Regions from separate parts of the Mus musculus genome. Here all the other regions are linked to region 2. The links are chromatin loops, found by intact Hi-C in ENCODE. Cell type or tissue: left cerebral cortex. All regions are shown on one strand. Links, peaks and the distances in the headings refer to the core of each region. The heading gives the core; the rest is flanking DNA.

Region 1 (8,073 bases), core at 2,021-7,020, 180 kb before region 2:
TCAGTAGTGGGATTTAACCCTCATAGAGATATCTATCTAAAGTAGTCAAAAGCATTAATGATATAACAAAAATTCAACGCAATCACCACTGGGATTAGAAAAAGGTAGAAAAGTGCCGTGCAAACCACGTGCAGCTCTCTGATCTCCTTAGGCCACAGAGGAGGCCACAGAGGAGTTCCGGAAGATCTGATAGAGGTTGGAACAGTGTAGAAGTTAACAAGCATAGAACAAAAACCAAAGGACACATTCAAGGCTACCTTCAGGATTTCACTCTCCAGTTCTCAGAACAATGGGAAGCCCTTCCTCCAGTATTGTAAACAGAAAGTCACAAAGAAATTTGCATTTCAAGAGTTCTTCTTGACCCTGGGAGGACACATTTGAGGAGACAATTGTGAATCTGGGAAAGATATTTGAAAGACTCTTAAAGACATTCAAACCAGAAATGACAGTCATGTGGAATAGGAAGATAGCCCTGGGATTGAAGATCAGTGGACAGATATTCTAAATAATATTTAGAATTCAAATCTAGGGATATAGAATAAGGGGTTTTGGATGGAAAGCCAGAGAAAGGCCAAGTGTCATTCTTAGGTCTCATAGCACAAAGGTGCTGTGACATTTGATCATATATTCTACTTAATACCTAGAAGACAACCTACTTTGTGGTATAATTTGGACATTTCAGATCTAAGGGACCTGCATTGCCCCTAAGAAGACATCCCAAACTGCCAGTTGACTTTCTGGCTCCACGACTGTGACGAGGTGACTGAGGGAATCTACACACAATTCATTTGGGTAGAGAAGATCCTTAAATGTGCATGTAGTCGTTTGAGGTGTGTGTTTGGTTGAGGAAGGAGTTAAACCATTGGTTATTGGTATGAAAGGGAAATAGTGTCAGACAGGCTGGAAAGTCGCCACTTGCCATGGTTTGTCACCTGTGCTTCCGCCTCGCCACGCAGGTGTTTAACGGTCTTTCTGTTCCTTTCCTTGGAGCATGGAATCAGCAGGGAGTTGGAATCCTTCCGGGGGCTCTCTGTCCTGTCTCAATTGTTCCTTTCCAGCAGCGTCTACAAAGTTCTGGCAGCAGCTACAAAGCAAGCTTCCACCTTTCTTCCCAACCCTAGCACTTCCTGAAGTTGCTGCTGGGTGAACTTCAGAAAAGAGGAGTGTGGTCTCCCTCCTCCCCTGCTGCCAAGTGTCTGGGGCTTCCTGTTGCTGACGGAATCCAATGAAAGTTTTCCGGAGCTGGCACACAGGACTGCTAACAATGGGATCGCCCCCTCCTTCTCCGTTCTCTCACAACACCCTGGTTATGGTGTCCTGGCAGGCATCTCTCTACCCTCTAAGTGCTGCCTGTCTTGAAGGTAGTTTCCTCAAAATCCAGCTGGAAAGAGGTGAGGCCCTGAGGACAGGACCAGATCTAACCCTCCTGAAGCCCCTGGAGCCTTGAAAGGATGTCAGCACTTGGGGAGCCTGCAGGATTTAGCTCCTTCTTTTCCCAGGACAAACGTGAATGCCATGTCTCTCCTTGCCTGTATCAGAGGCTTGCATAAAGACCCGCCTTGGTAAAGGAAGGGAGTTATAAAATCACAAACAATGAGTCCTGCTGATTAAATCAATAGCCAAAGCTGTTTTGCCAGTATTATTGGTATTTGGTGTTATTATTACTCAAAATAAAATGCTCTCAAAACTCCACTGGATTAAATTCCACAGATTAATTATTTGTGTTTGGTAGGGAAGAGTTCAAACTTGTTCTTCAAATGTGAAAAAACTCAGAGGAAAAGATGTCTGTCTAAGCAATTAAATATCCGTCCTTAAAGACGCTTTCACTGATTTCCCCTGCTTTAGATGCTTTGTTTACTTGGTGAAAGGGAGAAGAGCGAGGCCGGGGGAGGGGAGGAGGGAGACAAACATGAGAACTCACAGAAGAACATAAACAAATTTTACATAAATTCAAAAACCTAGTCATTTGGAGTGAAGGAAATTAGATTATTTGCTCATTACAGATTTTATTTTTCCTCTTCCTTTTGATTGGAGAGTGGCTGGCTTTCCTAACAGCTTGCCCAGTATTGATGCATTCCAAAGAATTTACTTACTTAAAAAAAAAAAAAAAAAAAAAAAAAAAAACTGTACTCTTCTGGGATTTGCACATGTGAAGCGTGTGTGGTCTCGTCCCCTTCCCATTCCCAGCTACATACAGATAAATCCAAAATGAAAGTTTTAACTATTTACAGTTGTCCTAGTTTAGGGGCTACATGGAGGGGTAGAGGTGATTCGGAGGCTCTCTTGCTGTGGACTCTATAGTCACATATATCCGCAGGCCTCAGACACCTGAGTGCCAGGGTTATACACAGAAACTGCCACGTCTTAATTCTTATTTTACTGAGCCCCTTAGTCTATGTGGATTCTTGAGAACGGGGCAGTAATGACCAGAAATGTTCATGATGTAGCATAGGTGATGTGAACTGTGTATCCAGGGCTGGGGTGTAGATAATGGTAGAACCACTGCCTAGTACAATTACAACATTCTTGACAAAACCGTGTGTGTGTGTGTGTGTGTGTGTGTGTGTGTGTATCTGTCTGTGTCTTGCACCTCTAGTACTCTATGGTGAATCTGTAGCTAAATGTTACATAATATACACCATCTGAACACTGTCTCAAAGTATTTTAATTGCTTCTTATCACAAGTTACAGCTGCCCCCAACACAATGTGATGCCTTAAGTAAGGAGAGATAGGAGCTGAGCTGTACCAGAAGTGGAAACCAAAGCCTGGGGTTCAAATATGGGAGTCCTGAATCACACTGGGGCCCAGACTGGGTGGAACCTTTCAGATTACCTCATATAGGCACACAATGCTTTTTAAGTGGAGGCTGGAGAAATGTCTTTGCTATGAGGTGTGTGTGTGTGTGTGTGTGTGTGTGTGAAATGTTTTTCCTTATCAGCAAGAATATGAAGTGGATAAGTTATGCTAAATGCAGGTAAAAATAACATCAAAATGACTTAATTCATTAAAACCTCTGAAACTAAATATGCTGGACATGGTAAGATTGATAATGTAGCCTTAAAATCCTCAATAAATATGGTTTACCCTCCACTTGAATAATACTTGTGTACCAAGACCAATCCTAAAATCTGTTGCAGCTGGTATTTCATGCCATCCCCATGATATCCCTCTAACAGCACCATGATTATCCCCATGTTGTAGTCAAGGAAAACAATGCAGAGAGTTCACACAAATGCACACTGCTCAGACGCATGCTTGCTAAGGGCCTTCCACAAATGGATAACGATTACAGTAAGCTGGAAAAGGAACATCTAACTATCCGTGTGACCAATAGAAGCGAGACACACCTGAAGAACAAAAGTCGGTTTCTCCATCAGATTTCATTTGGAATCTGGTCCTACTACACAGATAATTCCAGTTATGAAAGTTAAAATAAGATCTTTATATATAAAGCCAGCCAACAAAAACATTTTGCTTTCTTTTCTGGTACTGTTAGTGAGCCACACTTTGAAATGCTATCAATGGTCTGTAATATTTGTGTTTGCTTCTTTATTCTTTTATTTGCCCATCAAATAGCCTTCAAGAGTTTTGTGTTTGCCTCATAGTCTTTATTACATCTTAATTTTATTCCACAACAGTCCCAAAATTTAATTAAAAATTAAAGCATATCTAGACCCTAATATCTTAAGCCAAACCTCATGGGCAAAAACTAAAATCGAACAAACTCCAGTACATTTGAAATCCCCATTGTACTATGCTTAGATGCACATCTCCGATGTCACATGTCCAGAATCTCACATGTCTCTCAGATCATAACTGTGCACCATCTCCAACTGCGGTGTTAACATCAGTAATGTTGAATCCCAACTTTAATAAAAAAGCAAATTGTAAACCCACTTAAAGCAACTGCCTCCTTAAGCAATGTCAGAAATATTTAGTCTGCAATGCTGAGCAGACTGCGAGCAAGCTGTAGCCAAAGGAGGTCAGTGCAGAGATGTGCCAGCACGTCCAAGCTGCCAAAATACATAAGAACATGTGTAGAACAAAGCGTTGTAAGTTGAAGGTTTTAACTCTCATAAAAAGCTAACTCTCCCACATCCACTTACACCTCTTTTTGTTCAAGAAAAAACCAGGGCATGGGCATTGACTGGGGCCACCTAATGGAAATATTTATTCAACAGCGACCTTTCTGTTTGTCTCGGCTCCTTGGACATTCTGTTTTAATAAGCATTTGTGATTTTAATCCACACAGCATCTTACTATTTTCCAAAAATTCTTGGATACTCCTTGAGCTATTTCACAACTAGAAATGGGCGTTCACTTGGAACTTGCTCTAGAAACATCCCCCGGGATTCCTCTGTGTGAGTTGAGCAGCATGTGTTGGAAGACATTACTCTTCTTGTTGTTGTTGTTGTTGTTGCTTAATACATTCTATGCTAATAGTAAAATGCCTGTGCTCCCATCCTTTTCTATAATCATGGCCTAATACTTGTGTGTGTACTTAAGTTACCTGGTACCCTTCTGCATCTCAGGCTATGGACATCACACCCAGGGTCTTGCACATGCTAGGCTAGTATTCTACCCCTGCAGCTACATCCCTAGCACTTGCCTGGCATCTTTCTATGCATACTCTCCATTCTCTGGAGATCTAGAGTGTGGTGTCCTTCTCTCTCAGACAGCATCAGAGCAGAGAGCAGTGAGGACTCCAGGCTGTGAAACCATTTAGTAAGAAGACTTGAGTAAGCCATTCATCTCCTTGGTCAGTTTCCTTACCTGCAAAATTAGAAAATTAGACAAGGGCATCTCTCAGATCCTCAGTTCTGATTACATGATGTTTATAAAACTCTCCAAAGAATCCCTGGGAAGGCTCTTCTTTCAGACATAGATATTTTAAGAATAACAGCAAAGTGACTACTATGTGCCAGGACACATCCTATGACCTCTCTTCTTCAGTAGCACTCAGTGTTATTGGGTCAGTGCCAAAGAGATGCCAGGTAATCTAACTAGATTGAGTTAGCTTCTAATGTGTTAAGATGACCCTTTATTTTGTATTAAAATGAAACAACTTCTACTTTCACTAAATAAATTACATATGATTAAGGATAGGTGGTTCAAAAGAAAAAATTATTGCTGTTCCTAGGCATCTGTTCTTCTAACTCCGGCTGTCCTGGGGGGAGATGATTATTATTTATGTTCATTAGGTTGATGATCTATATCAAAGAACATGGGGGTTGTATGCAGCTCTCCGTGATTCATCCATTGTGGCCACTGTAGACAGCAAACCAACTTATACTCATTTCTAGGGCTCATCTTCTCAAATATGACATTCTATGACTACACTGTCGAGTTGGTCAAATAAAAGTACAGGAGATCTAGATAATTATAATTCTTTAGTGGAAATCTGCATCAAACATTTCCAGAAGCATACCTGAATTAAAACAATGTTGTTTATCTAAAATTCTAACTTAAGCAGACATCCTGTGTTCTTACCCAGTATATTTGACATTCTAAAACTTAATGATAGAATCTCATTCTCTGTGCCTTCAGTCAGTAATTTAACAATGGGTTAACCCACCAGTAAAGTTAGAGACTTTGTGGTTCAGTCACCTTTCAATAGCTCCACCCTCTGGACACCACACTTTTAATCACATAAACCTATGAGGTGAACCCTTCGGGTGTAAACTGTAACACAGTTTATCTGTGACGTCAGTAACTTCTATCCTCCATGTATCCTTGTATCCTAGCTTCTAAAAATGATCTAGAAGAGATTGTTTATGCTATTTCCTCTTTGACATAAAAAAACAAGTTCTTGTTCTTAACAAGTCACCATGGAGCTGAGTTATTCTTGGAATTTATAGTCACTCCTTCTTGAAAACTACTGATGTGTCAGATCTGACATTGGCTCATTTTCCTATGCACAGAGAATGCATGCTTTGTGGCCATCTTAGCTTCATAACAAAGATACAGTGACAGTGCACCTGCCAATCAGGAGTGGCTGTGCACAAGTCATGAGGCTCACTTTCGCTGACACGGATGTCTCTCCACAATAGGACAAGGCACATTGGTTTAAGAAATGAATTTGAAAAAAATGCAGATTAAAACCTCAATTAATATCCTCTCTCACTCATCAGGATGGCTGCTGTCAAAAAACAAATGCAAAAACCTATCAAGTATTGATGCAGACAGGGCAACATTGAGATCCTTTTGTGCTGTTGACAAGAGTATAAAGCAGTGCAGTCGATATGTAAGTGTGTGTGTGTGTGTGTGTGTGTGTGTGTGCATGCCTGTGTGTGTGTGTGCATGCCTGTGTGTGTGTGCATGCATGTGTGTGCATGTGTGCGTGTGTGCATGTGTGTATATATGTGTGTGTGTGTGTGTGTGTGTGTGTGTGCCATAGTTTTCACCTACAGCCTACATGTCATCTTACTATAAGTTACTAATTAAATAGTTGGTTTAGTGTGTTGTTTAGAAAAATGACAAGAAATACTATACTCTCAGCAAGATGCAATTTTAAAAATAATTTTGATCTCTGTGTGCTTTGAATAAAAATGACTCAGAGGCTTAAATATTTGAATGCTTACTCACTAGGGAGTCGAACTCTTTGAAAGGATTAGAAGGCTTAAGAGGTGTGGCCATTTTGGAGGAAGTGTGCCACTGCCATTGGGCCTGAGATTTCAAAAGTTGCCAAGCCCAGTCTCTCCCTTTCTCTCCCTCTCTCTTCCTCTTCTTCTCCTTTTCCCTCTCCCTCCCTCCTTCCATCTCAACTCTCTTTCTCCCTCACTCCCTCTCTCTATATTCTTTCTCTCTCCCTCACTCCTTCTCCCCCCTCTCTCTCTGCCTGTGGATCCCAACTATTAACTATGTCTCCAGTTTTGCCTATGTGCCACCATCCTCCCAACCATGATGACAATTGACTAAACCTCTGAGCCCGTAAGCCCACAATTAAATGCTTTCTTTTGCAAGAGTTGTCTTGGTCATAGTGTTTCTTCATAGAATTAACAGAGTGATGAGACATTTGATTCATTCTATACAAACATAATTTATAGATATGGAGGGCCGGTGGTGCATTTTTTTAAAATCCATAATCATTTTATAAAGTTTTGGCTTAAATATCTATATTCCTTGCCAGAAATTTCTTATAAAAACCAACACACAAACAAACAAAACCTACCATATCAGATTTATATTTAAAATCAGCTTTGGGATAAAAGATGAAAGGAATTCTTCTGGGTAAAAACTTTTAAAATAGTCTTGGGTTGCCGAGCATCAAACCAAACCAGCATCTCATGAACTAAAAAGCCACACAGAGACGCTTGGGGGACTGCGGTCCAGTGACCCTGGCACAGATAAAGCTATGATTCTCAGCCCCTGTACTGGGTGATGCCTATGTTCTAACAAGGTCCCTCAGTGTTTCCAGCTATTGAGTCAGCTTGGGGCTCTTTCAGACAGCAGTCATGGCCAGCCCTTTTCACAGCACTTGTGTTTTCTGGAGCCCAACAGAAGGAAGGTGTAACCTGTTGCCCCTGTCCTTACTGTTTTTCTTCCCACCACTACCATTTCTTCAGTCTCTTTTCTTGTTTCCTCCTTTTCCTGTCTTGACATCAGCGTGGAAATATTCTTTAACTCTAACCAACTGAACACCAAGATACAGCCGTTGTATCTTGTTGAGTTTTATAAGATTCCTTTTGTTAAAATGCCTGGGTGGTGTTCAGCAATGGGAGTCTCGCCACTCAGATTCATAAAGGCAATTGAAAAGGTTTCCAAAGAGCAATATAAATCATGGGCTATTAAATACTATGGTTTTTAAAAAATCAGGAGGATATTGTGGGATTACAGTAATAATACAAACAGTATTTATTATGGATCGTTGGATTTGAGTTACAATATAATCATAGCTATTTTATTGAAATAGTTTTCTTCAGTGCTGGTCTATTTACTGAATTTTTTTTTTTAAAAAAATGAAACAGTTCATATAGTCGCCTTACAATGAAGTAAAGATCGACTCCTCATTTCCTGTTATTCTTCCTTACTTGCTTAAAGAATATATATATATATATAAATTTAATAGCTTA
Region 2 (8,073 bases), core at 1,404-6,403:
GCATTGCATCAGCAGGCCTGGCTTGTATGTGGTTACTAAAGATTTGATGCTTGAATACAAGGCACTTTACCAACAGAGCCAACTCCCAAGATTAACAATCCTTGTGTTAGATTAATTGTTTAATAAGCATATAACATAAAGGATTTATTTATGACATATCATCCACATATATCATCATAGTTGCTCCCAATTACATCGGTATATAATGCTCCCTTCATTTTTCCCTCACGTTATTCCTTTTCTACTCTCACATATGTGTGTGTGTTACATACACTTGCATATATTTTGAATCCAGATTCAGCAGATGAGAGAAAACTAGATTATTTGTCTAAGTGTGGCTTATTTCACTTAACAGGGTGATCTCTAGTTTCGTCCATTTTCTTGCAAATAACATCATTTTGTGTTCTTTTACACCTAAATAAAACTCCATTATGTGCGTATTCTACACTTTCTTTATGTATCCATCTGTTGATAGACATCTAGCCTAGTTCTTGTCTTGACTATTGTGAAAGGTATCACAATGGACTCATATGTACAAGGATATCTGTAGTACACAGGCTTAGATTCCTTCAGGTGTATACCAGGAATCACCAGTTGTTAACACTTGAAACTGACAACCAAATAAATTTACTATTCTTGGTGCTCTTGCATTTCAACACTGTCCTTTGAGGATGTGTACCCCGGAGGTAGGATAGGGTTTTGTAGTGTGCCACCTTTCATCACAGGAGGATTTAATTCTGCAGAGACCCTCCATCCTCAGCACTCATTATATTATGCATTCCTCTTGAAATGGTGCCTTTTTATTACTTCTGCAATGTAAATGTCAAAATGCAAAGACAAGGCACAGAAGGTGGAAAACAGTTGGAGTCATTAATACGGCATGTGAAAATTTAGCTTCTGATTCTGGAAATTGTGACAGAAATAAACTCACATATAATTTACCTTTCAAAAAAAAACTTTTAGGAAGTTCAAATCAAGAAAGATCAAGAAGCTGACTGATTCTCACTCTCACCAATAATCCCACATCACAACACGTTCCTACTTTGTCCTATGCCAAATTTGCATTCTTAGTTAAAGGTTTAATTTATGAAGTGAAAAACGTCTCTTTGAATATAGAGGGTACTGAGACAATTTATATTTTTATTGTTGCTCCCTGCTAATTGCTGCTATAATTCTTTCAAACAAAATTCCCCTACAAACCTAATTTAATAATCAAGACTATTAAAATTAACTATTGTTGATGACCCAAGTAATAATTTGCCCTCAAGAGTACTTAGTCTGTGTGGCTTTAATCTTCAATTGTAATAAAGTTTGAAATGAATTGATGTAAAACTGGTATCAGAGGAGGAACCTTTTAACCAAGTTTCCATTACCTTGGCATCCTTCCTCTCTGACTGCTACTCTCACATGAAGAGAGTGTCAGATACAGCACACTGACTGCTCCTTAAAGGCCACGCCCTGCCTCGTGTGTCTAGCGGCCATACTCTGTGTCAAGGGTGCAGTAGACAGAGTTCCCAAGCTTGGTCATTACTGCAGCTCTGTAGGCAAGTCACTTGAACTTTTTAGGTGAGAGTGTGACATTATGCCACCTCTGTCAATGTTGTGGGATGGATAAATACAAAGAGACTTTGAAATTTAGAGCACAATAGTGTGGAAGGAACATTTATGAGTTGTCATCTGTGCCAACTCATGCCTAAAGTGGGAGCATTTTCTCATATTTGTGAAAGAAACTGCGTATCTTGGAAAATACAATCCCTTTCCCCACCTTGTTTCAATGGCTAGAAGGGAATTCGTTTCTTAACAAATTTTCATTGGATCAATATTCAATAAGAGGACTCAAACAGAGAGAAAGATGGTCTATTGGATGTGTAAGGAAGAACAGAGGTTAATTCAGTGTACACTTGAAATCACAAACTTCCTATACCATATGCAAATATTACAAGTAGCAAACATGTTCTATTCACTCATTCTATAATCCCACATTCAGCCCATGCAGCTGGAGGGCATAAGGTCCTCGGTCATCGTAGTAGAATTGGGATAAGTAATAAGCCCTTACATCAGTAGTGTCCTTATTATTTAGGCCTCAAGACTAAAAAGTAAGTGGATAGATATAAATGATTTAGTGGTTTGGTTCAATTCTGGCCACTACTACTATGGATCCATAATTCATTGAAATGTCAGGAGAGCTGCATGGATACCAGGGCAGCAGCCTAAGCCTCACAGTTCTACTTTCCCTGTCAGACAAACTCACAGCAGATGTCCATGCGACCATTCACTTTTTATTAATATTTGCACTGACCAAACACACCCAGTTTCACAGGCTCTTCACGTGCTTTAAAATAAATTAGCAGTTGGTGGCTCCATTTAACTACAGGGCAAAGAGAGCTACAGGGAGGTCAAGAGCCTTCTGCTCTGACACTCCCACAAGCCATAAGGGGAAGAAGGTCACAGTCTATTTCCTCAAGGTCTCTCCAGTTCCAAGTTCATTTACATGAACTTTTCCCACTTCAAAGGAGCATGTTGCATTTCATACAGTAGCCTTCCCTGGCAAGGTCATTCCTTCTCATATGTTCACTTGGTGATTTTCATATCGTGTAATGAAGCAAAGACCTGGGATGATGGAGTTGTCCTTAAGATGAGGCTCTTGTTTTGGGACTTGATCTTTGTCAAGTGGTTTGCCATGTCTTAGTGATGTGTAGAAATGGGAATGGCAGTTGTCTATCCTTTCTTTGTTTCCATAGTCTAGGATGCACCAGTCAGGAATGTTGTGTAGCAGAGCCTGAGGAACTCTTCCCTCTACACTCTCCCCAGATCTCCCGACTGTGGATAAGACCAAGTTCAAAAGTCAGAGATCTTACAAGATACTGGGTATATTATTTAAGGTCCTCAAATATGGGGGAGAACAAAACCCACCATCATTTTCTTCACTCTTAGTCCCGGTTATATTTCAAGTCCAGAATTTTACTAGGAAAGATACACTTTGTGCCGATATAGGATGGGGTGAGCATTCAGGATTCACACCAGTCTTTGTTGACTCAGGTCTGTTTTGAAATGTTCTAGGTTATTCCATAGAAAGTGAGGGTTTTCCCAACTTCCAAGGTCAGTGTGCATCCCCTGGAGTGACGTCCGAACTTGCCCTTTTGGATGACTATGTGTGCAGTCCATAGAGTTCTCTCTCTCTCTCTCTCTCTCTCTCTCTCTCTCTCTCTCTCTCTCTCTGTGTGTGTGTGTGTGTGTGTGTGTGTGTGTGTGTGTGTGTGTGCTTAACTTACTGTTTGACTTCCTAGTTATTTATGGAATGATTCCTACTCAAAGAAACAGAAAGGGGAATGTGTATTTTCTCTGGTCCACTTTATGTTCAAAGGCTCAAGAATATAGTGAAGCAGAGTAGCAAATTTTCTTGTTTTGGGGAAAAAAAGCCACTCATTAGCCTTTCAGGAATGAAGCTGCTGTATCTGTCAATTACGCATTCAGTGCGACCAAACAATCTTTGTGTTGCCTGCTGGCTTTGATGCCTGGATTCTGGTGAATGAAGCTCTTAATTTATAAGAACTCTGGCATACAGAGAGTTAAAACACTTCCCAGTTTCTTAGCCTCTGTTCTCTGCATCTATGGTCCAGGGTGAGGCTGAGGGTCTTGACCTTGTCACTCTTTCTAAGGACAAGAGGAGAGGAACAGATGAATCCAACTGTGAATGCAGTGTCCCAGAAAAGAGAGGCAAAAATCCTTTTGAGCACACTGACCTGTTCAAATCTCAGTCCTCTGGGATGCTCTGCTGATAGTTGATAGTGAACTGTGCTGTGAGATTGGTTTTGCTAACATACACACACACACACACACACACACACACACACACACACACACACACATATATATATATATGAAATCACATGTCACTGAGTTGCTTAAAATCTTCCCAGTTTTTAAGATGGTAATTAGGAGATCCAATGCCAGGCTTGAGTGCATGCAAACAAGCTCTCTCTAGAAGACACAGCACACCAGTGCAAAAACATGCCTAGATAACATAACTTGTCGGAGAGGATTATTTCTTCCCAGTGAGTCTGCAGGAGCCCTTTTCTGTACTATTCAGCATTTGAGAGGAGAGAGGGAGAGAGAGAGAGAGAGAGAGAGAGAGAGAGAGAGAGAGAGAGAGAGAGAGAGAGAGAGAGGAGAGGGGGCGCATTAGTGAATAGCGACTGTGGCATTGATGTTTGAGCGCACTTCTGAACTGGCTTTTGTTGAGACTATCAGTGTAGAAAGCATGCGCTGTCCCAAATCCGCTGTTACTATGAGAAATGAGGAGCTGCTTTTAAGGTATGTTGTTGGGTCCTTTGTTTTTAACATAGGCTTTTCTAGTTTTGAGAGCTGGTGGAGACGCCAATCTTGCCCTGAATCAAGCAGCTTCCTTATCTTAGAAGAGAAAGAGAGAGAAAAAAGAATCTAAACAGAGAGAGGGAAATGAAATTGAGACCAAGAGATTGGGAGGGAGAGCGAGCAAGCCAGGGAGAGAAAGGAGAAGGACTGCTGTGAGGGAGTTGTGTGTGTACTAGTTGTCTTTTGAAAGCAGACCATGCATTTGCTCCCCGCTACCTATGAGCAGCCAGTGGATGTTTTAAGGGTTCCGAATCTGGCTGTTGGTTCGTCTTTTCCTTTGCAATGTCTAAGCCTCTTTCATTATTATGCACTCTGCATGGAATAATCATCGAAAAAGGAGCTGAGGAGACTCCATATTAGACTTGCGTTCCAAATACCACTCTAATCTGGACTTAGACACCTAAATAGTCCTCTCGTGTTATCAGGTTTGGATCACTTTATCCTGCTTGCCAAAATGTGTACCTGTTTGGAGACCTCTGTTCATGCATGGCGTCCTGGGTCCTCTTGTGCGGGAAAGCAGATACCTGCTTCCTGCATGGGTGGTGGGGTTCTATCATAGACCGAGAAGGAGACACAGCTGACCTTTTGGGAAGCGGAGAGAGAATTATGATAGAATTGGCATCCTGCTTTTAAAAATGCAGTCTTTTGTTTATTTGCTAGCAGACATTGTAGCACTGAATACATCTTTGGGTCTGACAATGGGACCGGTGGAACAATGGAGCTGTCAAACTAGCTTAATGCATGTCTGGGGCTGGTTTTCTGTTTGTTTGTTTTTTTTTTCCAGCACCCCCTTTTATCTCCTATAATCTTGTTGTGTGGACTATCAGAGGGAAGCTTTGGGTCTGCTTATTTGTGGTTTTATGCTTTTAAAAATTTATTATCTGCCGTTCTCAGAGCTTTTTGCATTTTGCAGTTATGTTGGCTGGATTAAGTTAGAGATTTATGGCTTGCCTCTCTGTTAACTACAGAAAGAAAACTTATTGATTGAGGATGCTTGTAATACTATTATCATTGTGGCAAATGCCTTGTTGATCAGACCTGCTTCTACAGTATTTACCGCCGAGGATTTTAAATGCTCCCTTTTTTTGGACCTAGGGAATGTAGCATAAAAGAGAAGTTAAGAAGGACATACTTAATGCTCAAGTAATCAGTATTCCTAGTTTTTAGCTTCCCCTTTGGCATCCACAGACAAGCAGTTTAGAAATCCAAGAATAAGAACTTTTGCCTTTCCAATTTTGGTCACCAACTATTGTTCTGTTACTTTGTTAAGTGAAAGGTTTCGATGGAATATATTGATCTTTGATTTGATGTTTATATTCTTACAAACTGCATTTCTATGAAAGGCAAGTATTTCACGTGTATTCGGATGCCCTTCATTTCATAAGATAAACTGGTTTCTAAGGTGAAAATACTGTAGGAGAGAATATGGAAAAATCTGGTTCAAACTTCTCAAATGCTGAAACCATTTTTATTCCACACTGGATGTAAAATAACTGAAATTAAAATAATAAGTAATAGATTTACATGAAAATCCTCTTTTAAGGTTGATGTCTATAAAGAATATATATTTATAGTGTTTTAGTGTTTTTGCTTAATGAACCGTTTGTGCCAGATCAATATTATGAGATATGTATTAGTAAGTTCATAGACTAAAACCGAGAGCCCAATATGAGAAACAAAAGGGGAGTTGTTTCAATGAATAAAATAAAAGATAAAATTGGTTTCAAATATTTCCTGATAGAGTTTGGTACAAATTAGGGATGTCCCTCATTAATAAGGAAGGACATACATGTATTACTTATAAAAACACAAGTATGAAGTACTAATTATTCCTTAGATTCAGAGACAAACTTAAGTTGAAATATTATTAAATACTTATTGTATAATTATTTACCTAAATGTTATCGGCTAACCAGAATTGCCTTTGCAAGTTGAGATTTCCTACCGGTAATATTTCCAGAGCTTAGGTACACCAAAGCATATGTGTGTGGTGTAATAATATTCTTCAAGTTATCCATTGTGAATAGAGTGGGTTTTAAAGGCATGCTTGTTATGTTCTCTCGGTTCCAATGGGATCTGAACTGCTCCTTGCTTTGGGTATAGCAATAATTGCTTTCAGGATGAGCTCATAAAAGGTAATGGGTAAGGCTTCATATCCGAGGCTAACCAACTGTTACCAACACACCCCAGTTCTGCTTTCACCGAAAAAAAAAATTTCATTCTAAAACACAGTGTGTGTGTGTGTGTGTGTGTGTGTGTGTGTGTGTGTGTGTGTGTGGTCTAAGAAAAAAGCAGTCTTCCATGCTTGCTAGATGCTTGTCAGGAACTCATTTAAATAAAGAAGTCACTCGGAGACCACCGTGTTGAATTTTTTTCTTAAATTGGTAATTATTTAACTGTGATACATTCACTTAAATTTCTGATTGCTCATCATTAGTTAGGCTGGACACAGGGGGATTTCACTTGTCCACTCTTGTCTGGTGTTCTCATGCATCACCAGTTTCCAGATTTGGGGGTCCCATACCTCTTTCCCACCCACCATACAATTCCAGCATCCAATATACAGAACAATGTATTTTTCTCTGTGCTCATAGAAAAAGTATAATGCTGGGAGTTGGCAAACGTGCCTGCTTTTATTTCTACAAAAGTAACAGGATAATGTAGTGTGCAGCATACTATTCACTCGGTATGCAATGATTCTCCTGGACGCTGACCTACACAAGTGTAGAAACAAGATTTAATTCTAACCTAAGACCTGAAGAGAATCCATAGGCAAATATTCAAACTGGTAAAATGGTCTCTTTCACTAGAGAATAACAACTGCATCTCAAGCCCCTTTATAAAGCAGGGGCCTCGGGAATATTTACATAAATGTGTTCAGCCGACCACAGACCAAGATCTATAACCTCCCACGTATTAAAAATTCTTTTCTTTGCAAGGATGGAACCTGACAAACATTTCTTTATTGGCTCTTTTTTTTTTTTTAAATGTTACTAGATAAAATTGCAAGATGTCCTTGGGGGGCTGGAAAGATGACAAAGAGTGTTTGACTAATATTCATATCTAGAACTTTATAGCAACTGTGAATTGTGCTTGAGTACCTGGGAAGTCTTTCAAAGAGTGAATCAATACTAATTATTGTAATCAGGGGGGTTAATTAGGTGAAAATGTGGCTGATGGAAAGTTCATTGCTCACAGCCCTGGAAGCCCCCAGGTTGATAGGAGGAAAGAGAATTAGAGAAGGGAGATGAGGATGATAGCACCAGCTCTCCTAAAGAAAAACACAACTGGATTTTCTTTCATTATGCTAGTGGTGAAATTAGGAGGGCCAGCCTTATTGTTATGTAGATGTTTGAGTGATAGTGTGAACAGAATGGGTTTGCCTAGCAGCCCCTCTGCCCTGTGCCATTTCTCTATCCTTCTTAACACTGTACCAAGTTCAAGCCCTGTTAGTGACAGCCATGTCCTCTTGAATCATGTCTTCCGGCCTTCACCGACTTCCTTGATTTTGATAATTCCGGAGGGACTCTGGCCAGGCAGAGATGGCTCTTTCTCATCTCCTGAAACTACAGCTTGCCTCTTTAATTATTGGACTTGCTAGTTTTCTGAGATACGGTGGTGACTTCTTTTAGTCTGTAGAGAAGACGAGGCTGGGGTGGTATGAAATCAATTATAATTTTGTGGCCTTTTGCTCACCTG
Region 3 (8,073 bases), core at 1,271-6,270, 200 kb before region 2:
CAGACAGAAATAGTGAAGTTTGCCTTCTCTACACTGAACTCTCTTCACAGGAAAAAAAAACTTAGAACTGAGAAAGCGGGGAAGAACTGGGAGAAGTAGAGGGAAGGCAAGCTATAGTCAGAATATATGATATAGAAAAACTCTAATTTTAATCATCACCATCTCAGAGCTGACTTCTAAAGTGAGGGCTGGAAAGATTGCTCATTCAGAAAGGTGCTTGTCCCTCAAGTACGAGAAACTGAGTTTGATCCCCGGAATCCACATAAAAGCCTGGGTATAATGATACTCATTTTAATCCCAGACCCAAAAGGCTTGCTATCCAGTCAGTCTAGCCAAATCTGTGAGAGGCCCTGTCTCAGCAAGGCATATGCACCTGAGTAACACTACCTAATGTTGACCTCTGACCTCTACGCTAGCACACATACATAGAGAGGCAGAGACAGAGACAGAGAGAAGCATACACACAGAGACAAACACAACACAAACTTACACACATACATAAATAAGCATACAAGATATACAAGAGATATACAAGGATTTATACTCACAGGCATATATATAGAGAGACATATATATACAGAGAGAAAGGAGAGAGAAACATATACATACACAGAGAGAGACATACATGGCATACATCCATACAGAGACATACAAAGAAAGAAAGAAAGAAAGAAAGAAAGGAAGAAAGAAAGAAAGAAAGAAAGAAAGAAAGAAGAGAGAAGAGAGAGAGAGAGAAAAAAAGAAAGAAAGAAAGAAAGAAAGAAAGAAAGAAAGAAAGAAAGAAAGAAAGAAAGGAAGGAAGAAAGAAAGAAAGAAAGAAAAATATACACACGTAGACATAGACATACATATATGCATAGACATACATGTATGCTTGAGAAGAGGAGATGAAAGAGCAAGAGATTTTTATTTTTGAATTCAAAAAAGTAAAACGGTGTCTTGTGCCTGCAATCCCAGCATTCAGAAGGCCGAGATACGAAAGAAAATCAGAGTTCACGAAAGAAAATCAGAGTTCAAGGCCAGCCTGGGCTACAGAGCCAGACTCTGTCTGAAACTGAACAATGCACACAATAATTAATTTCCATGTGAAGGAGTCACTTTATCAAAACTGAGCAAAACAAAACTTAAAATGATACCTCACAGCAATTCACACGGTGATACAGAGGGAAAAAATTAGCTTCTCAAGGTGAACTTAACATTTTACTTCTGAGAATAAGATGTTTCCTGTTCCCTTGTTGTGTTCCAGATAAGCTGACTCAAATCTGAACAAAGCAACGTATTGTTTCTCTGCCATAAGCACACTCATACTTGATGGGAAACTTAAAATCCAATGGCCTAACAATTAGCAGATTGATCCGGTTTGTCCCAAGACTTGGGGAACTGAGGCAAGAGGCTCACAGAGAGTTCAAGGCCAGCCTGTACCACTTAGAGGGACTCTGTCTCAAAAATCCAAAGCAGAACAGAAAACAGATGCATTCAGTATGAGCATTCAGTGTAGCAGAAACAGAACCATGAGGGAAAAGAGAAAAAAGATAAATTTGTCTCAGTTTACAGAATGAATATACATTGCATGTAAGATATTTGAATCTCAAAATTAAAAACAAAAAAATTAGTACATCACAGTTCTGCATCATTTATAAACAAATGATTCCAGTAAGTGGGTGTCCAAGGATACTCTGCACTCCAGCAGCTTGAGAGGAACAGGGAGAGGCCCTGACCTGATCCTGCCTCCAGCCTCACCCTCAAGAAGGTGTTCTCTACCTGTGTGCAGTCATGCTGTAAGAGGGAGGGGGTTGCCAATGCCCAGGTGGGCTTGTAGGCATGACTGCTAAGCACAGTGCCCAGGGATCGAGCCAGTTGCTTCATTTCTTCACGCCCCAGAGCCCTCATTTATAACAGGAAGGGAAAAGTTCTACTGGTCTCATAAACAACCTAACTACGAGGAGGGTGTGTGCCAACACACAAGGAAATCATCCCAGCTCTCTACTTTGAGATAGACTTTTGCTTTATCCAGTTATTGGGTCTGGATGCAAGGTTCTGTTTGAAAGAGAGATTCTACTTCCTGCCTTTAAAAGGTTTTGGAGAGCCCACTGATCAAAAAGACTATTTTTCTTGGCATGTGGGCTGATGGTCTGCAATCTTTGTGCTTGGGAGGCTGAGGCAGGAGAATTGCCTGGACTAGAGGACAGGTATGTGTGGACAAACAGGGTTTCAGTGAGACCCTGTCTAAGAAAAAAACAAAATAAATTATTTTGCAACTTAGAATCATGCTCATCTATTTGTCCTTTGGCCCAAAGCCAGGTCCCTCCTCCTCCCGCCTTTCCTCCCATTAACCCTGAACTCTAAATATTAAGGCCTCATTGCTCTCCCTTCCCCAGCCCTGGATCCCTGTGGTACAGTGGGCTAATGAGATAAGGATGATGTCATTATAATTGCAGAAACTATTTCATGATAATCTTTTGTTTTTCTCTTGCTAACTTTCTAAAGGGAGAAACACTTTATTAATTATCTGAGCGCTGGCAGCCTTTTGGAAGTAAACTCTATATGAAGGCTACTGCTATTAGCCACACTGGATGAAGCACTTGGGGATTAAAAGCGTTATGTAAATGTTTACACATGATTATGACATGGCCCCAGCTTCATACTGGGAGGGCACAAACAGCCCAGATAGAAGCATGAAGTCCCAGAGAGGCGGTGGATTTTTTTTCTCTTACAAGGTATGAAATTGTCTTTTAATTTTAGCATAAAGATAGTCACACTTTTGAAGAGTGTCATTCACAGCCATTAGGATGATATTTATGACTGCGAAAGGAAGCAGCTGGACACTGAGGGTTAACTGACTATTTTAAGAACTGGGGTGGGGAGCACGGAGAAGAGGGACGGAGAGGAGAAATTAAAATGGAGTGACAAGAACGTTTAACAATAAGAGCAGCAGCTCCCAAAAGCAGACTCAGTATGTCTCTCTCTGATGCTGAGATAGATTCATTCTCTCTCTCTCTCTCTCTCTCTCTCTCTCTCTCTCTCTCTCTCTCTCTCTCTCTCTCTCTCTCTGTCTCTCTCTGTCTCTCTCTCTCCCACATCTCTCTCATTTTATTTTGTTTTAATATTTGGTGAGTTCTACCTAACACGTGGGGAAGTGTAATCCCTACCCCACCCCACCACCTGCAGGTTTCAGGAGAAGGCACTTGTGATCGCTCACTGGATCACATCTAGTACTCCTAAGGGATGCCTCTTGCTGGGTAGTGTGACCTAGGAAGTCCTCTTCTCTTGGGTAGTGCTGTGGGGATTCAAACCCAGCACCTCACTTATACTACTCAAGAGCTCAGCAACTCTAGGACTAAGCTTTTTCCAGCCTCTAAACTTCTTTCCAATGAAGAGGCCGCTGTGAGGGTCTCCGTCTGCTCTTGGTGCACAGGAGAATTTGATTCGTCCAAGCTGTTTCTCCATGTATGGTAATGATCTGAAATTTTCTTTTTAAAATTAGAGTAAGAAATAGAGGGAAATTGTTACACAAGAAGGATATTCATGGCTCATGGCTCTAACGAAACCGTTGACAGCCTGAGTGCCTGGACCGGATGATTTCAAGGTTGTCTGCCTCAGGATCCTGTGAGGACAGGTGACAGGGGCAAGCGTTCCTGCCATAGCTGCTGAGAAGCATTAGTAAGAGTGAAAATCCCCCAGAGAAGACCGAGCCCAAGCCCAGGAGGCTGTGCTCAAGAAAATAAGAATTCCATGTACTAAGAAAGAAATCCCTCACCCTGTCAGTACAGAAGGGTTAGCCAGGAACCATGGACACCACAGGAAAACAGTTCTGTGTTTGTTCAAATGCTTGCTTCCACTGTGCATGCATATGTGCGTGCGTGCGTGCGTGCATATGTCTGTGTGTCTATTTCTGTAGGTGTGTGTCTCTGTGTCTCTGTGTGACTGTGACTGTGTCTCTGTGTGTGTCTGTGTGCCGGTTTCTGTGTGTATCTGTGTGATTGTGTGTGTCTGTGTGATTGTGATTGTGTCTGTGTGATTGTGACTGTGTCTCTGTGTCTCTGTGTCTGTTTCTGTGTGACTATGTGACTGTGGCTGTGTGTGGCTGTATGTGTGCTGCCACAGCACTTGTGTGGAGGTCAGAGGACAGCTTGCAAGATTCTCTTCTCTCCTTAGCCATGGGGGTTCCAGAAATCAAAGACTTGGCAAAAAAAGAAAAAAAGGAAAAAAGGGGGGAAAAAGTGCTTTTACCCACTGGGCCATCTCAGGGACCTGATGTTTGATTTTAAATTAAGGAAGGACAGGAAGGGAAAGTTGGTAGACATTCTGACATTTTCACCTCATCTTTAGAGATTGTGCATGTCCCTTTTGTGTTATTTAAATAGAGAAAGAATGCGGGCTTGAGGGGCTAGGGAGAGGGAAATACTGTAGGAAATTGACACCAGAAAACACAGTAAATTCGAGCTTGTTAGCAGTATGGCTCGAGATTATTTTTTAAAAAACAAACCCTAGCAGTAATGCAGTTTGCGCCTCGGAGGGAAGCTCTAAACCTGGTATTGGTGTCCCAGACTGAAGCGGGGAGAGACAGAAAGAAAGCAGCCTCGTCAGTCTTCTGAAGGGAATGTGAAAGGAGATCTCGGAGGCAGGAGAATCCCCCCAAAGGAGGAGAAGGCTACAGCCCGCGGTAATCTGTAAATGATTGCTCCTAAAGTCTGGAAGCTTCAAGCTTGAGCCCTGTTTGTTCCAAAAGAAAGCCGAGGAGGACGGAGTTAATAAAGAGAGATTTAACTGAGAACTCTGGTTGGAATAAAGTGGGCTACAAAAAAGGTCAAATTTGATCAGTTGGAGCAGATTACAGGGGCTTTTGAAGGGTGGTGTGGAGAGCTGGAACCGGTCTGGGAAGTAATAGAGCACACGATTGATTCAGGGGGTGGAGAGAAGCCAGGACAAGCGCTTATCAGTCCTGGAAGGAGGAAGAGCTGAGCTGCTGGGCGCTGCTGCTCCGGCCTGAGCCCAGAGCCACCTCTGCCTGCGTCCCTGTCGCCCTGTCAGGCACCTCTGCTCTCCGGTTTGCCTTCTTTCCGCAGCTCTCAGACAATGGTTTCCCTAATCTCTGACCTGGACTCCCTGAGAGGCTGGAAAGCGTTAAGGTAGGCCTGTTCGCATTCTCTTCCCGCGCTATTTCAATTCAGGGCCAGCTCCTGCCCACCCCCCACCAGCTAAAGAGGGAGAGAGAGAAAAAGAGCTTGGCATTCTCTAAAGTGCCTGCTTTGGGTTTAAGTGACAAGCCAACATGGCCCAAGTGTTCTGATACAGGCACAACTTTAAGCAGACAGACGGGGCAGGCACATGAAAGTGCTCCTCGAGTTTGGCTGCAGGAGAGCACAGAGAACACAGGCTTCCTTCAGGGCGGTCCGGGCTATTTCAATGCTCCCCATGCTGGTCCTCCGGCTCAGAAAGGAGTCCTGAGGTTGAATTGTTTCAGAGGCCACTGAAGGGATGATGTAGAATATGGTGGACTTTCTGGAAGCTCACACAGAAGAGTAAACTTTTTCAAAAGATCTCATTACTGCTCACACTTGAAGAATCTAAAGAACTGCGTGTCCTTCGTGTGAATTCTGCCCCCCCCCCCCCCGCCCACTCCGGTCTCAGGCCAATTTTGGAAAAGTTGACATATACAAACTCAACTGATCAGGTAGAATGTATGTAGTAATGCTCTCTCTCTCTCTCTCTCTCTCTCTCTCTCTCTCTCTCTCTCTCTCACTCTCTCTCTCTCTCTCTCTCTCTCTCTCTCTCTCTCTCTCTCTCTCTCTCTCTCGTAAATACTGGGGCTGCTAAGTAACTTAAGCCTTGCTGGTAGACTGGTAGACAGCTTATCTCGAATGCAAAAGACCCTGGGTTTGGTCCAGAGTTTGACATAAACTCAGCATGCCTGACCACAGCCCCAGCTCTCAGGAAGTAGGGGAAGAGTTTAAAATCATCCTTGGCTACAAAGTGTGTTTGAAGCCAGATGACAAACCCTATCTCGAAATTAAGCAAACGAATAATAAAATGGAAAAAGTGATCTCTGACCTCCTCACACCAGAATTTAGAACCTAAGCTAAAACAGGCGAGTTCACGCACCATCTCCACTGAGTCTACACTGCACCTTTGGCAGTATCCACGAGGAATTGGTAGGTTTAGCTTTCCTGTGAATGGTATTTCCCCAGGGAAAGCATTTGAGACAGTTTTGAAAATATAAAAATGTTAAATTCGGAGGTGTTATTATTATTATTATTATTATTATTATTATTATTATTATTTATTAGAAGTGGTTCTAGTCGGTTTTCATGCTTGCCCAAATGCCTCCTCCAAAACTTGGTTCAGTCAGAGTTAGACCAGAACAAGCACAGAACATGGAGGAGCAGAAACGAGCACATGACTACAGACCAACCAGCCTTATGATAGCTGGCTCTCTACGACTCTTTCAGGAGGTCTGTCTGCCTCAGGGTTTACCTGATTTTATTATTTCTAAAGCAATATTTATAAACAAGAACAAATAAAAATGAGATCAATATTCTTCTCCTTTTCTTTATTCTACATTACTTGTTGGGTTAGGGTGAGAGTTAGAAAATTAACAAAAAGTGATAGGGTGTGAGAGAGATGGGGGAGGGGTGGCACAGGCCAGGGCGTGTACATGCAGACCAGAGGATGTCTTTCATGGAGACGGCCTTCTCCTGCTGCCTTTATGAGGAATCTGGGTATCAAGCTCAGTTTGCCACACTTACCCCTTTGCTCCCTGGTCCTGACTCATATATTCTGGAACTTTCTGGACACACATCATATAATATATGCTATTTTATAATCTTTTTCCAGATACAGCCTATCCATATTCAGCCACCTCTCATAGCTGTGGCTCTAATGGCCACAGGCAGCACTGGTCTGTGATGCTCACCAAATTGCCACATTATCTTATTTGGTATTATAATTATTTACTATATTAATTATATGTTGTTGTCTTATTTATGTGTTATATTATTTCCAGGCCTTGGCTTGATAATGACGACAACAACACAGTAAGCATCTTTATGTGTACAGCTTTTTACTTTTATTAATTAAATTCCAAGATTTCTCAATGAAGAGGTTCACTTTATGCACCTGCATCCTTTAGTGATTTTTGTTTGTTTGTTTACATGGTTGAACTTAACTTTTAAAATTATATCTATTTCTTCATTTTTATGTGTATGCGTGTGAAATACACACACACACACAGACAGAGACAGAGACAGAGACAGAGACAGAGACAGACAGACAGACAGAGAGAGAGAGAGAGAGAGAGAGAGAACCCAGTACCTATATATGAAAATCAGTAGACAACTCTCAAGACTCTGTTCTCTCCTTCTACCTTCTACCACGTGGCTTCTGGGCATCAAACTCAGTTCCTTTAGGCCTGACAGGAAGTGCCCTGACGTACTGAACCATCTCACTGACCTTTGACCCTCCTTTTAATTGGGATGCGGCAAGACATTGCTGTTAATGCTCTCCTGGAGTAGACAATCAGGTTTCATTTGCCTCTTCTTTCCCCGAAGACTGACTTATTTCTAAGACTAAAAGATATCTTAAGAGTGCTTTCAAAAATCTCTTCTTGGGTGATTAACTTAATATTTCTGTGCATGCAGATGGGCAGGGTTCTGGCTTTAAAAAAGCATGTGGCTATAGCGACAAGCTTTAAAAATGCAGTCCTTCAAACGCCTTTTAAAGGAATGTTCCTGTCTTAACCTACTTAAAACTCCGGTGATGTTGCTGTGCTCATCAGTGTGTCCCTTATATAAGTATTTCGTGGTTAGACTAAGTGAAGCTGCAGAAATTTGGATCTAGGAAAGATAAACATTCTTACATGGATGCTTTGGCTCCAGCAAGTTCATTCTCTATGCCTCTTCTTGGCAGACAACCTATTAACTATGTAGAGTCCTTTTCCAAGGTAAAAAATTATAAAGTGGTTGCATTTTTAAAATTTCATTTACATTTTGAACTCATTTACCATGAAGCTTGCTTTTGGCTATTCTGTGGGAATGTGTCTACATCTATATACATATAGGTATGTGTTCATGTGTC
Region 4 (8,073 bases), core at 970-5,969, 510 kb before region 2:
AATCATGCTTCAGTGAACTGTTTTGAAAGAAAAATCTACACCTAACACTTCCAATCCAAAGTATGGCTTAGTTTTATTACATTTTGTACTGCTAAAATGTCCCACAATTAGCACATTGGTGGAATTTACCATTATTTTATTATAGCTTATTGCCTAACTCCCTGGGAAGTAAACAAGGCTTCTGGTATACTTGACCTGTCCTACTTCTCTATTTCATCAGGCTGGGCAAAGGCATTAACCAGGAACAATATTAGAAGAAATAACCCTGAGTAAGGTATATATATACATATATACATATATATATACATATATGCATGCATATATATATTTATATATATAATATAAAGGTGGTTCTTCTCGTTCCTTCCTCAGTCTTCTCCACTTTTATTGGTTTGTTTTTTAGGATGGACCCTGAGTAGCAGGAAAATATCTTTTACCAATTTGGTAAGTTAAATCATGTTATTTAATTTATGCCATTAATACCTTCTCCTTTAGAAGGTGAACTGCATGAAAGCAGCCCATGCTTGGCCTTACAACAGTCTAGAAATACTGCAGTCCACTTAAATGGGTGAGAAGATTAGTATGGATAAGAAAAATAACAATTAAGAAAAATTATCAAGAAAATTAAACACTATTCTGCCATCAAGAGTAATTTTCTTCTATGTCTTCAGCCAGTGACACAAAAGTATGTATAAGTACATCTGTGTATGTCTAAGTATGTGCTTGCACACATGCATACACATGTTGACCTGTGCAAGTGCACAATCAAGGGTATGGACCAGTAGATGGAGGCCAGAGGACACCCTTAATGCCATTCCTTAGACATAGTCCACTTAGTCTTTTTACAAACAATCTCTTGCTGCCCTACCTAGAACTTGTCAAGTGGAAAGTTCTAGATGGCCAGTGAGCCCTGGACGTCCTCCTCCCTCTGAAGCCCCAGTGTTGGGATTACAAGCATATTTCTCCATGCTCAGTTTATGGCTTATTTTATATACATGCTAAAGGTCAAACTCTGCTTGGCATCATGGAAAAGAAACATTTCGATGACTGGGCTATCTCCTGAGTTCTCAGTGCATCTGTTTTTTCCTAATTGCTATGTGTCTTTGTGGCATGACAGATCATCATGGTCCACTTACCAGGAAGTAGACAGCTTGAGAATTTGGAAGAAGTTAAGTCATATTATAGTATGAAAGGATATCTGGAAATGGAGACACACCCATAGAGGACCCAGAACATACTCAGGCTATGATAGTGTCAATCACAAAGTAGTGTTTAACTCCCTGATCAGAGAGGTAACAATAGGAGGTCTGTTGCAAAGTCCATGTAGGTAATATAATTATTCATGGAAGAGGGATGTCTTTTCTTAGAGTTTTTCTGTGCTACAAACTAGAAACATGCTGTTTTGAGCATCAAGTTTTGCTACTGTTGCTCAAGTTCAAAGTTTTCCTTATCTTGGTTTAAATTTTCAGTATGCATCAAGCTTAGCTCCATGATCTTGAGTTGCTTACCCACTTTATAAACACTAAGATAAGCATCTTTAATTTGATAATGGAAAGTTGTTCCCATGTTTCATCCTTTTTAGAAGTTTCTGGTGCTTTTAGAAACTTGGTTCTAGGCAGGCTTTCGCACCAAGTATCTCAACACTGCAAGCTCAAAAACGAAAGAAAGTCAAAAAGTCCAAGAAGGAATGGGAGCGCTTATAATTTTGACATGTCTTCTGCTGTGTTTAGTAATGTGCTCATGTTTGTGCTGTAAAGGAAAAGATGGGAGACAGTGTTTTAGAGAGGGGAAGAGGGGACAGCAAGGAATACAAAAGATGGCACAAGATAAAAAAATATTAGTAAAGATATAGTTGCAATAAATAACGTTATAAAGTGGGGTAAGAAAGCAAAGCATACTGTAAGCAAAGCCCCAACTCTGTGTGCTCAGCTCCATGGTAAGGAATGGCATGGGAGTGCCCGGAAAGGAGCTGCAGAACACCTTCCCGGTGGTGGTGGTGGTGATGCTCACTTGAGAGGACAAGTGAGACCCAAACAGCAGACAGAATGGTCCCAGCATGCTGGCTGCCTTTTTGTGTTTGAACAGTGGCGGTCAGTCCCAGCCTTGCAGGTAATGGAACCCAGCGGGAAGAAGGGGCGGTACCCAGCGGTGCAGCCTGAACTGAGAGCAAATTTAAATTACTGAGTTTTTTTTTTTTCCCTTTTTTTTTTTTTAATTTTTCTACTCTCTGCGACAAACTGAAAAGATTCCAGCACGCTAATTTAACCACCCTGCTTCTTCTTCTCTACCTCCCCCCTCCCTTGTCTCCCTGCTTCCAGGATAATTAAAAGAGAAACCTGTAAAAGCAACATTCCCGTGAGCGAGTTGGTGCTGCAACGTGCTGGTAAGAAAATGAATTTAATTTTTAATCTTTTTTTTCTTTTTTTGGATTTTCCTTTAAAAAAAAAAGCTGAAGGCTTTGTCTCTCTAATGCTGTCATAAGCGTGGCTTCCCTGCTGTGAGGGGTTAGCCTGTAATGAAAAGGTATAATTGCCTGATGTATGACCTCCGCGCCATGCTTATAACAAGGAATAACGGCATCCCTATGCACCCTGATGATGCTTCTCTCTGCAAACTGACTATTCGATGCCCAGCTGCAGCAAGACTGAGATTGCTCCGCTCTGTCAAGGAGCTGTTTGGTTGTTTGGGGTTGGAGTTTCAGTGTCCTCTCAGAAGTCTTGACTTCCTCAAAGTTGCTGCCTGACAGGTGTTATCATGTATTCTAATAGGACCGGTCCCCATCATAACGTTTTGATGTTTACTTCTTAAACAGGAAATACAAGGATTAAACTTCTTTTGTTTATGGAACAGTATAATTATCACAGACTTCTGTAGTCCAGATAATGAAAGACTGGAGCGAGTGCTCTGTAGAGTGATTTTAATCCCTCTTTATCTGTGACTAGTTAGGGGTTCATTAGACAGTCGTGGAGGAGAGCCTCTATCGTTTGGAGACCTTAAACTTGAGATGCCAACTTGCTTCTTTGAAAGGACAATTTTTAATTCAATCCAATTAAACTCAACAAGTATTTCTCCACACTCTGACTGGAACTGCTTGGGGAGTGCCAGTACCTGTTACTCAGGGACAGGGGAGAAAATGAAACACAGTGTAAATGTCCAGAGGCAGGCTTCTCTCCCGCGTCTAGAACGGGCTTCTTACGATGTTCCTGTGTGCTGACTGTTCGCTGTAGATGAGAGTTCAAGGTTAGCTCTCCGTAGACCATAGCACATCCCTTCTTTAGGTGCATGTGCAGTTTGCTTCTGCTAATTAGTACCTGTCGTCTGTACACTTTAGATTGTAGGCTAATACTGTAGAGAAAAAAAACTGGAAATATTATCACCATTGTCATTACTATCAAACACTATGCATGTCATTTAAAAGTACATCTCAATGTAGGAAGTTTTGATCTTATGCAGATTTGAGTGTCAGAAACAGGAAGGAAGGCACATGGAAATGCTTAGACTTTCTGAGGCTGGCTTAGATCTGGGTCAAGAAACTTAGAAGTGAGGACTTTAAAACTTGCTCTTAAATACATATAAAAACATCGAGGAATATAATTTGCTATCCTCTTCTGTGCTTATAAGCTATGATAGATTTTACTTAGTTTTAAGAAGAAAATGGATTAGCAGAAATAGAATGGGAAGTTTTCAGAAGCAGTAGTTAACAGCTGTCTACCAAGGCCTCTGCTAAAGACTATGTCTCCTGTGGCTGTTTGAAGGTTGTTACCTTTGCATCTTAGAGAGAGTGGGACAGTGCGTCCACTGTTCTCTGAAGCCATTCTGTCTAATTGTGTCATCTCTACATTTAACAGCGCTGAACTTTGCCGCCCTTGGGTCTTCACCAATGCCCCCAGAACCACTTGAAATGTCTAAAAGACTTCAGAACATTAGGAAATGTCAACTGCTAAAATAATGTCTGCCTCTTTACAACGGGAGAAAACGCTGTGGATTTAATAGTTCATTTTTTAAAAATCTGCTCCACACCAGTAACTGTCTGTTAGCAATGTTTCAGTAAGAATTGGAATAATGTGTTGCCCAGTAACAAGTAACCAACTCCATAGTGACTGCATAGAATCAGTGATCTGTGTTCCTTAATTATGAAAAAGGTAAATTCTCCTTAAATGTTCAAATGTTCAAAGTCAGGGTCTTCTTTTTCACAAACTTCTAATTGAATGAACAAATGAAAATGAAGATCAGTAGAGCTCTCCAGAATTTTATTTCTGGCACAAAATAAGAATAGGATTAGATAAGCTGAGCCTCTCCCCTTAACAAGATTTGGAGCACGCAAAGGTCTTCTGTGTGAAAGCTGCCTTCCTCTCTTACTGAACACCATGTAAAACCAGGGCTTTCACTGTGCGACTTTGTCCCTGAACTAGTAACCAACTGATGATTCTGTAGACTTTGGCAACTGAAGGATGCCTCCCTCATTAATAAAACATTGAACAACACTGAAGTCACATTTGCCCTACCCACTTTTCCAGCACATAAGGAACCATCAGTGGCCCCAATTTCCGATCCCTAAACATAGCTGTTAGAGGGTCTTTTATGCTCTCCCTGCTGAAGGGCTGTGACATGACAGTTTCCGAGTTGAAGCTCTTACACAGTATCCCTGCATGTATCATTAGCCCTTGCGGCATGTGGGAATACTTTACACCTTATAATTGCACAGGTGTTGAAGTAGAAAATATCGGATGAAGAGAATGCACATTGTGACTTTTCACACCAACATACAGACGAAATTATCAACATGCCAGAGTGAAAATATAAAGCCCGTACGAAAGCCATAAGAATTATGTCTTACAGATAGGATGAGATGTTTGCAGGATTTATTGTTAAGGATGGACATAGTATCAACCAAACAAGCAGTATGTTCAAATCTGGGAGGCAGGACGGGGGTCAAAAAATTAAAAAGCTGCACCTTGATTGTCAAAATAATTCTGATGTATTGTAAGTTTACCTAGGAAACTAGTAAAGATAATTCAATTGATTAGCCTCGATTAACTTAGTATTGTGTCAAGTGATAAGGAAATTAGGGTTCTCACCTCACTTCCCATATTTGCTTGGGTTATTTTTCTATGTGCATGTATTTCCATTCTCTCTCTCTCTCTTTCGTATGTATATTTGTATTTAAATTGTCAATACAGGTTGACTTCAAACCTGTGTTTACTGGGTATAAAAGAGAAACAAGAAAAGAGATAAGAGACATAGATAAAAATGTAAGGAAACGTGAAACCTCATCTCTACTCCTCCCATTGGTTTTATTGTTTAATTTCCTGAGTCTGTCTCCTCAACTTTAAAAAGAGAGAAGGAATTATTCCATTCAAATAGTGTAGTTGGTTTACTTTATCCATGATGCAAATGAGTAACTCCTGTGAAAAGAAAAAAGCAGGTATGGTAGATTTTTTGTGTCAATGGTCCAAATAAGGAGAGCTGTGAGTGAGTCAATTATAGATCCTGATAGTCACTTCTGCACTGCATTGGTGCAGGCTGGCACCTATCTCTTGGTTTAGATCCTTCCATGCTGACACTGGAATATCCCACAGGATATTCTGGGGAAATATCACAACAAAAGACTGAGTGTCAAGACACAAGCAGTCCTGAACACTGCTGGAACGGCTCTTGCATAGAGCATGGGGTGGGGGATGGAGTACAGATACCGAAATTTTTCATATGCTTTTCAAATGTACTTGAAAATTTTGGTAAGATTTCATTGATAAACAGAACTATGGAACCACCACAATCAAGAGGTAGAAAATAGAAAATAGACATCCAAGCAAAAGTTTCCTGGTATCCGTATACAGACATTGTTTTCCCCTCCATGCCTTTTTGATTGGCTTTCTTTTACTAGATTAATTTGCATAGTACATAATAATAGAAGACTGGAATATTATTTTAATAGATACATTTATTTCTTTTATTTTATTTATATGAGTACACTGTAGCTGTCTTCAGACACACTAGAAAGAGGGCATTGGATTCTATTACAGATGGTTGTGAGCCACCATGTGGTTGCTGGGAATTGAACTCAGGACCTCTAGAAGAGCAGTCAGTGCTCTTAACCTCTGAGCCATCTCTCCAGCCTCCTCTCTGTGCTTCCTTGTGCCATCGTTTGTTTTTTTTGTTTGTTTGGTTTTTTTTTATTCTTTTAACCTTTAAGAGTCATACATAGTTGTACCCATTACTACAAAATAGCATTTCACTGTATGGGTAAACCACATGTTTCTTCACCTAGTATTCCACAGTGCCAACATGTACATCTAAGACAGGGTCTCATGTAGCCCAGGATAGGCCCAATCTCCTTGTATAGCTGAGGATGACCTTGGAGTCTGGTCTTTTTTATACCATGAATGTTGGTATCACAGATCTGTTTTCCCCGCTTAAATACAACAGGGAGTTTTCTCCTAATTTAGGGTTTGTTTGTTTGTTGTTTGTTTTGAGACAGGGTGTCTCTTCATCATTCTAGATGTCCTGGAATTCTCTAAGTAAACGAGGCTGGCCTCAAACTCAGAGATCTGCCTGTCTCTGCTTCTCTGTTTGGGGCTAAAGGCATACCCCACCATATCTGGCCATTCTTCTAAAATTTTTATCTGTAAATTTTACCATTTCATCTCCATCTGTAGATCTATCATGTGTTAAGAGCTACTTTATTGAGATTCATATTTTTCCCATATGAATGGCTAACACTGTCGGTATAAAAACCACTTTCCCCTCTTTAGTTACTTTACATCTTTTACTAGATTAAAACTGAGTTAGTAGGTCAAAACTGAACTACTACTGTGTTATGTATGTGTGTTGGTCTGTAGAAATGTCTCTATCCTGTGGCACATATTTGTGTATCTAACCTTTATTAATTTCTTGTTGTGCTAGTTGCCTTACATTTAGGGTAAAAATTTAAAAACAGATAGTACAAATCATGCCCATTTGCTCTTCTCTCTCAACATTGCTTTGGCTTCTACAAGTTGTTCTCATTTTCCTATGACTTTCAGAATTGTTAGTAAATTCCTACCCCAATAAAAGTGCTGTTGAAATTCTTCAGAATTCCCTGGAATATGTAGTTGAGTTGTAGAGTGGATGGCTGTACTGACGTATGTCTGCATCACAGTTACTTTGCTGCTGCCCATGAATTTATTGGTTTTTGATTTTTGTTTTCATTCCAGAGATGGACTATAATTTTGAGTATAAGTATTTCTCCAACTTTATTAGATTTATCTCTTAGTATAACAGAGGCATAAGTATTGTTTAAATACAAACTGTACTTTTATCTTATTTTCTGTTTTTACTAATTTGCTATCATGCTATCCTTCATTCATCATGCATGCTTCCTATTTTCTCTAGTGCAATACCATTTTCCTCAGATTTTATTCTTGTTCATTAACCAACCTTTAAAAATTACATTTCAATTTTCTTTTGTTTTCTACTTATATCCTTGCGTTATTTTGACTGCTTTAGGATTAGCACATATATTTAAACTTAATGTAATCCATGTGTCAGTATATTTCTTTTGATCACATTTTCTATTGGTCAGATTTTAAACTATTTAATATGTCCATATATATACATGTATGTGTATATGTAACATTCATATATATTACAAGCTCACCAATATATTATTAATTATTTACTTTCAATTCTTGTATTCTTTTAAAGAATTGAAATGAAATACAGATTTTATGTAACCCAAACTCATTTTTCTTTCCATACTTGGAATACAGCTCTACTAGTAAGAAAGTTACTCTTGGTTTACCTGAAATATTTCAGTTTCCTCTTGGGTTTGAAAATATAGCTTCAGTGAGTGAAGATGTCGTCATTAGCGACCTCTTCTGCTGCCGCTTTCACATTCCAATGTCAACTGAATTTCACAGTTTCTTAGGAATCCAAAATCAGTTCAAGCCCCTCCCAGCAATTTCCTGTGTGTGGCTTCCCTGAGTTGAGATTGTGTTTAAGCTTTCATTTCAGCAGTTAAAACTGCAGTATGTTTAGGAATGACTTTCTTTGTTTCAACCCCACATGAAGCTCACTGGCTTATCTAGACCTAGA

The links. Peaks named below come from ENCODE experiments on the same cell type or tissue, not always from the same donor. Only the 100,000 strongest peaks of a DNase experiment are listed, where the experiment ranks them.
Region 1: it touches region 2 in a loop (2.4-fold over the local background); 2 of 42 quality-filtered maps call a loop at or near these places.
Region 3: a loop joins it to region 2, with 3 times the contacts of the local background. A loop is called at or near these places in 11 of 42 quality-filtered maps.
Region 4: a loop joins it to region 2, with 7 times the contacts of the local background. A loop is called at or near these places in 4 of 42 quality-filtered maps.

What each region holds. Positions count from the first base shown.
Region 1 is chr2:7,056,928-7,065,000 of GRCm38, reverse strand. It overlaps a transcript of Celf2 not described here. Among named protein-coding and RNA genes, the nearest start is that of 5031426D15Rik, 130 kb to the right of the region's middle. In left cerebral cortex, for the core only: no CTCF peak of the experiment used is centred there; a DNase peak (open chromatin) is centred at 4,043; H3K27ac peaks cover 2,498 bases.
Region 2 is chr2:6,881,093-6,889,165 of GRCm38, reverse strand. It overlaps Celf2 (CUGBP, Elav-like family member 2), which reads left to right and starts at 4,170. Exons shown (of 14, transcript NM_001110228.1): 1 at 4,170-4,314. The coding sequence starts at 4,208. In left cerebral cortex, for the core only: no CTCF peak of the experiment used is centred there; DNase peaks (open chromatin) are centred at 4,374 and 4,521; H3K4me3 peaks cover 2,786 bases; H3K27ac peaks cover 3,622 bases.
Region 3 is chr2:7,078,163-7,086,235 of GRCm38, reverse strand. It overlaps a transcript of Celf2 not described here. Among named protein-coding and RNA genes, the nearest start is that of 5031426D15Rik, 150 kb to the right of the region's middle. In left cerebral cortex, for the core only: no CTCF peak of the experiment used is centred there; no DNase peak of the experiment used is centred there; H3K4me3 peaks cover 1,193 bases; H3K27ac peaks cover 4,214 bases.
Region 4 is chr2:7,390,168-7,398,240 of GRCm38, reverse strand. It overlaps a transcript of Celf2 not described here. Among named protein-coding and RNA genes, the nearest start is that of 5031426D15Rik, 470 kb to the right of the region's middle. In left cerebral cortex, for the core only: no CTCF peak of the experiment used is centred there; DNase peaks (open chromatin) are centred at 3,108, 3,836, 4,463, 5,543 and 1 more place; H3K4me3 peaks cover 4,150 bases; H3K27ac peaks cover 5,000 bases.